Linked DNA regions of Homo sapiens: region 1 is linked to region 2. A link is an interaction called in ENCODE POLR2A ChIA-PET data of the cell type or tissue named here. Cell type or tissue: OCI-LY7. All regions are shown on one strand. Each heading gives the region's core, and the rest is flanking DNA. Links, peaks and the distances in the headings are about the cores only. Region 1 overlaps PRR14L (proline rich 14 like). Region 2 overlaps PISD (phosphatidylserine decarboxylase).

Evidence for each region. Peaks named below come from ENCODE experiments on the same cell type or tissue, not always from the same donor. Only the 100,000 strongest peaks of a DNase experiment are listed, where the experiment ranks them.
Region 1: POLR2A ChIA-PET joins it to region 2 with 6 read pairs; 5 of 35 experiments call an interaction of 5 or more read pairs at or near these places.

What each region holds. Positions count from the first base shown.
Region 1 is chr22:31,733,229-31,736,137 of GRCh38, reverse strand. All of the region lies in intron 2 of PRR14L (proline rich 14 like), which reads left to right. Among named protein-coding and RNA genes, the nearest start is that of PRR14L, 15 kb to the left of the region's middle. In OCI-LY7, for the core only: no CTCF peak of the experiment used is centred there; no DNase peak of the experiment used is centred there.
Region 2 is chr22:31,637,341-31,640,249 of GRCh38, reverse strand. The region is part of intron 3 of PISD (phosphatidylserine decarboxylase); the gene reads left to right. Among named protein-coding and RNA genes, the nearest start is that of MIR7109, 17 kb to the right of the region's middle. RefSeq lists an enhancer at 1,374-1,453. In OCI-LY7, for the core only: no CTCF peak of the experiment used is centred there; DNase peaks (open chromatin) are centred at 409, 1,679 and 2,699; H3K4me3 peaks cover 1,608 bases; H3K27ac peaks cover 2,172 bases.

The sequences.
Region 1 (2,909 bases), core at 192-2,691, 96 kb before region 2:
ACGCCATTCTCCTGCCTCAGCCTCCTGAGTAGCTGGGACTACAGGCATGCACCACCACACTTGGCTAATTTTTTTTTTTTTTTTTGAGATGGAGTCTTGCTCTGTTGCCCAGGCTGGAGTGCAGTGGCACAATCTCAGCTCACTGCAAGCTCCGCCTTCCGGGTTCACGCCATTCTCCTGCCTCAGCCTCCTGAGTAGCTGGGACTACAGGTGCCTGCCACCATGCCCGGCTAATTTTTTGGTATTTTTTAAATAGAGACAGGGTTTCACCATGTTGGTCAGGCTGGTCTCGAACTCCCGACCTCAGGTGATCCGCCCACCTCAGCTTCCCAAAGTGCTGGGATTACAGGGTGAGCCACTGCGCCCGGCCAATGCCCTATCTTTTAAAAATACAGTTAAATAGGTAAAAGGCTAAGGATCCCAGAGTTCCTATTGTGTTACTTCTTGATGTGGTGGGCTGAGTCTAACAAGAAAAGTTTCTTTTTTTTTTTTTTTCCAATTTAGGGACCTGCCACTTCAGGAGAGAAAAGTTTTTTAATGTAATGTTTGATATAAAAGCATGCGTAATACACATAAAGTATAATGAACACACACATGTATATATGTGTTTATATATGCATACATATACATACACATGCTTACATAACAATCAACCTAAGAACTAGATTACTATCTCAGTGTTCTTTTTTTTTTTTTTGAGACAGATTCTTGCTCTGTCACCCAGGCTGGAGTGCAATGGCACGATCTCAGTTCACTGCAAGCTCCACCTCCCAGGTTCATGCCATTCTCCTGCCTCAGCCTCCCTAGTAGCTGGGACTACAGGCGCCCGCCATGACGCCTGGCTAAATTTTTGTATTTTTTTAGTAGAGACGGGGTTTCACCGTGTTAGCCAGGATGGTCTCGATCTCCTGACTTCGTGATCCGCCCACCTCGGCCTCCCAAAGTGCTGGGATTACAGGCGCAAGCCACCGCGCCCCGCCACCCTGTTCTTTTTTAAAATCATTCCTTTTCTCCCTCCCAGCTCCACCAGTGTATATTCCATTTTGAATTGTATAAAGCAGAATGAAATTTAATTGATATAAATGTTAACATTTTGTACTCAGTTTCAAAAAGTGATCTCCACAATTGAAAAGAAACAGAAATACTTACGGGGAAAGGGGAAACGGAAGACCTGCAGGTTTTAGCAGGTCAATTAGAATTGACTTTGTTCCAGGAAAAGCCAATTTGCTCTTAATATCATTAAGGGAAATGTGTTATCTGGACTGAGAAGTGGTGGTCATGCTCTGTTGTGTGCTGGTTAGGCCACAGCTAGAGTATTATACTTTCCTGTTGTTGTCATGTGTGTGAGAGGTATAGAAAACCAGGAATGCATTCATGGATAAGTATTCACACTAATGACACAACCTGAAAATATGCATCTGGAGGCCAGGTCATTGGGTGTGTAACTTGTGAAAGAGAACAGTCAAGAGACGTGAGAGAAGCCTTCAGCAATTTAGAGGTCATTCAGCAGAAGTGGTCCTGTGGGGCACAGTTAGGCCAGTGGAAGATGTGGGGCAGCAGCAACAGCTCCTAATCACTCTCAGGTCACAGGACCCTTTGGAAATCTGAACACTGCAGACCTTTCAGAAAAGCAGACATACCACTTGCATACCATTTCAGATTTGCAAACCCCAGGCATCCCCTGATCTCAATTTATAAGAGCTCTTGCTATATTGACAAAATATCCCACAGTCAAAAGACAGCTGACAAATTGAGAGAACATATTTGCAATGTATATCAGAGATAAAGGGTCTATATCTGTAATACATGAAGAACTCTTGAATTGAGGAATGAAGAACCAAACCCAATAGAAAAATGATAAGACTTGGGCTAGGTGTGGTGGCTCACACCTGTAATCTCAGCACTTTGGGAGGCTGAGGCGGGAGGATGATGAGGTCAAGAGATTGAGACCATCCTGGCCAACATGGTGAAACCCCATCTTTACTAAAAATGCAGAAATCAGCTGGGTATGGTGGTGCATGCCTTTAGTCCCAGCTATTCGGGAGGATGAGGCAGGAGAATTGCTTGAAACTGGGAGGCAGAGGTTGTAGTGAGCCGAGATTGTGCCACTGCACTCCAGCCTGGCGACAGAGTGAGACTCCCTTTCAAAAAAAGAAAAAGAAAAAAATGGGAAGACTTGATAATGAACTGTGTGTGTGTGTGTTTGTGTGGTGTATGTGTGTGTGTGTGTGTGGTGGTGGTGGTTAAACATAAGAGATGGTCAGCCTCGTGTAATTAGAGAAATGCAAAGTTAACCAGAGATACCACTTTTTTCCCTTTGATTTAAGGGTGTCGCTTTTTGACTATCAGATGGGTGAAAATGAAAATGTATGACAACGTATCTGGTTCAAGCAAGGCTATGAGGAAACAGACATTCTAATACATTGCTGGTGGGAATGCAAACTGATACAACCTTTCTGAGGAGCAGTTTGGCAACATTTAACAAAACTATTGGTGCCTCGACCTGTTCACCGAACACTTTAAGGAAACCTGCCTTAAAAGATAGACTTCTAGGCCTGTAATCCTAGCGCTTCGGGGGGCCGAGGCGGGTGGATCACCTGAGATCAGGAGTTCGAGACCAGCCTGGGCAACATGGTGAAAGCCTGTCTCTACTAAAAATACAGAAATCAGCTGGGCGCAGTGATGCATGGCCGTAATCCAAACTACTTGGGAGGCTGAGGCGGGAGAATCGCTTGAACCCCAAAGGCGGAGGTTGCAGTGAGCCAAGATGGCACCACTGCACTCCAGCCTGAGTGACAGAGCGAGACTCCGTCTCAAAAAAAAAAAAAAAAAAAAAAAACAGTGGCCAGGCGCGGTGGCTCACACCTGTGATCCCAGCACTTGCGAGTACGAAATGGGTGGATTGCCTG
Region 2 (2,909 bases), core at 210-2,709:
TCCAGCCGGGGTGACAGAGCAAGACTCTGTCTCAAAAAAAAAAAAAAAAAGTAGCTTGAAATCGTGTTCTGGAAAGCTGCTTGCTGAGCTGCTCAGGTTGAAGACCCAGAGTGTTCCTTTTAGTTCCATTTAGCCCCGTCGCGTGGAGTGTGCGCAGCTTGAATAATGCTTTTTGGCTTCCAGAGTGCTATTCCCTTGAGTCCCTGATTCAACCTGTGGCCCATCAGTGGGCAGAGGTGATTTTCTGCAGGGTACCAAGGGCACTCTTGAAGGCAGGAGCTCAGGGACTGCTGAGAAGTAGAAGAGCCGCTTCTCTGAGTTTCTTTTCAGGAACTCATGATGTCCTGGGAACATTCTTGGTTCTTGGCCTGAGTGTTCACTTGGGTTCCACAGGTGTGGCTTGTGGCTTTGGCTGTTGACATAGAGGCCTGTGCTCAGAGCCGCGGTGAGTGAGCACAGACAGAGGGTGGGTGGCTACCAGGTACAGATCTGTAGTTTATGGATCCATAGTTTATACTGCTGCAGTGGTCATATGTCCTGCCTTTGTGTGGCGGTTGTGATTTCAGATATGCTGCCTATTTGTCCCCAAAAGTCATAAAAAAAATCATTCAGCAATCATGTCATATTGCCTGTTTCCTCTTTTCCTGAAATTGACAAATACTGTTTTAGATTATATCTCAAATTTTTGGTTACAAAACATCTAATTGAAAATATACACTTTCAGCTAGGCATGGTGGCTCATGCCTGTGATCCCAACACTTTGGGAGGCTGAGGTGGGAAGATTGCTTGAGCCCAGGAGTTCATGACCAGCCTGGCAAGGCAAGACTCTGTCTCTACAAAAAAATACATTAAAAAATTAGCCAGCCTGGCCAACATGGTGAAACCCCGTCTCTACTAAAAATGCAAAAACATTTGCTGGGTGTGGTGGCGGGCGCCTGTAATCCTAGCTAATTTGGAGGCTGAGACAGGAGAATCACTTGAACCCAGCAGGCGGAGGTTGCAGTGAGCCGAGACTGCGCCATTGCACTCCAGCCTGGTCAATGAAACTCTGTCTCAAAAAAAAAAAAAAGAAAAAGGAAAAGAAAAATTAGCCAGGGGTGGTGGTGTGTGTGCCTGTGGTCCCTGTTACCTGAGAGGCTGAGACAGGAGAATCGCTTGAACCTGGGAGGCGGAGGTTGCAGTGAGCTGAGATCATGCCACTGCACTCCAGCCTGGTGACAGAGCGAGACGCTGTCTCAGGGGGAAAAAAAGGAAAAAAAAGACAGGCTCTCACTCTGTCATCCAGTCTGGAGTGCAGTGGTGTGAGCAGGGCTCACCACGGCCTCGACCTCCCAGGCTCAGGTGATCCTCCCACCTCAGCTGAAACTGCGCCATTGCACTCCAGCCTAGGCAATAAGAACGAAACTCTATCTCAAAAAAAAAAAAAAAGAAAGAAAAAAAAAATGGAAAAGAAAAGAAAAATCAGCCAGGGGTGGTGGTGTGTGCCTCTGGTCCCAGCTGCCTGAGAGGCTGAGGCAGGAAGATCTCTTGAGCCCAGGAGTTTGAGAGCAGCCTGGGCAACATAGCAAAACCATGCCTCTACAAAGAAAAAACCATTAGCTAGTAGTAGAGACAGAACTGGTTTTTGTGGCAGAGGCTAGGGAAGGATGGGGGCAGATCTCTGAGGGGAGGAGTGGCCTGCGGGTGTCCTTACTACCCGTTTTGCCTCTCTTGGGGCAGCTGTGTCATTTCCTCTCTGCCGGTCTTCTTGGCCAACAAGCGTTTCTCCCTCTTCCCTGTTCTCCCCACTTCCCCACTTCATCCCCCTTCATCCCCCCTTCCTCGCCCCTCCACAGACCCAGGGCATTTGGTGGACACTTTTGCTTGCAGTTAGGTCAAGTGGAGGTGAGTTTCCCATGGGGCAGGGGCTTGACAGCAGGGGTGGCCGTCCAGACTCTCCAGAAGGGACGTGGGGCTGCTGTTGTGACTGGACCTGCCCCACATCTTTGGGCCTGAGCTGTGCCCGGTCACAGCGTCCTGAGTTCCTTTGTGTTGCCTCTGCCCCGTGGATCTAGGTCTTGGGGGAGGGCTGGTTTCATCCTGGGGCTACCACCACCTGGCAGCAGCCCCACAGCCAAGGGCAGGCACAGCCAAAATACATCTGCCTGAGTGGCCACAGAGCAGGGCCAGGCTCTCCTGGCCCAGTGGTTTGGAGGACAGAGGGCCTGGCCCGAGGGGAGGCACTTGCTCAGCCTGCGGCTCCCACGCCAAAGGCAGGGCGGCCTCTGGGTCTGTCTGGGGCCGAGCCTTATTTCTGGAAGCACATGGATCCTCCTTCCTTGCCACTCAGTCTAAATGTTTAGGTTACAAACATTCTGAGTGAGAAATTTCAGTCAGAGCTTGTAATGTGTAGGACGTGACATTAGGGAGTGAAGAGCTTTCCTCTTCACTGATTCAAGATAGCCAGTGCCGGGTGAGGGGAGCGGGACACTTGCTTCTTCAGAAGAGTGGATCCAAAAGTTGACCTCTTCCCCAGACTGAGTCAGCATGGGAAGAGAATTGTGCTTTCACAAAAGCAGAGATGCTTTTCTGTAGCTTTCACTGTTTCTTCTTTGCTCTGGAAAATGGAGGACGAAGGAGTTCTCAGGTCCTCAGTCACTGGAGTAAAGTGACATGCACGTCCCAGCGTGAGTGCCTGAATGGGTCTCTCAGGTCTGAACAGAACAGCCCTGTGGCTGCCGCGAGCTGGTGCAGGAGGAAGTACAGAGGAGGGTCCGGTTCAGAGTGGCGTGAGACCAGGGTTAGATGACTGTTGCCAGTTTAGGGCCAGTGAGAGATTTTTAATGGTAAATATGTAACCTCTTTTAAAAAAAAACAAAAACAAACAAAAAACACAACTTTTTCTTTTTTGAGAGAGTCTTGCTCTGTTG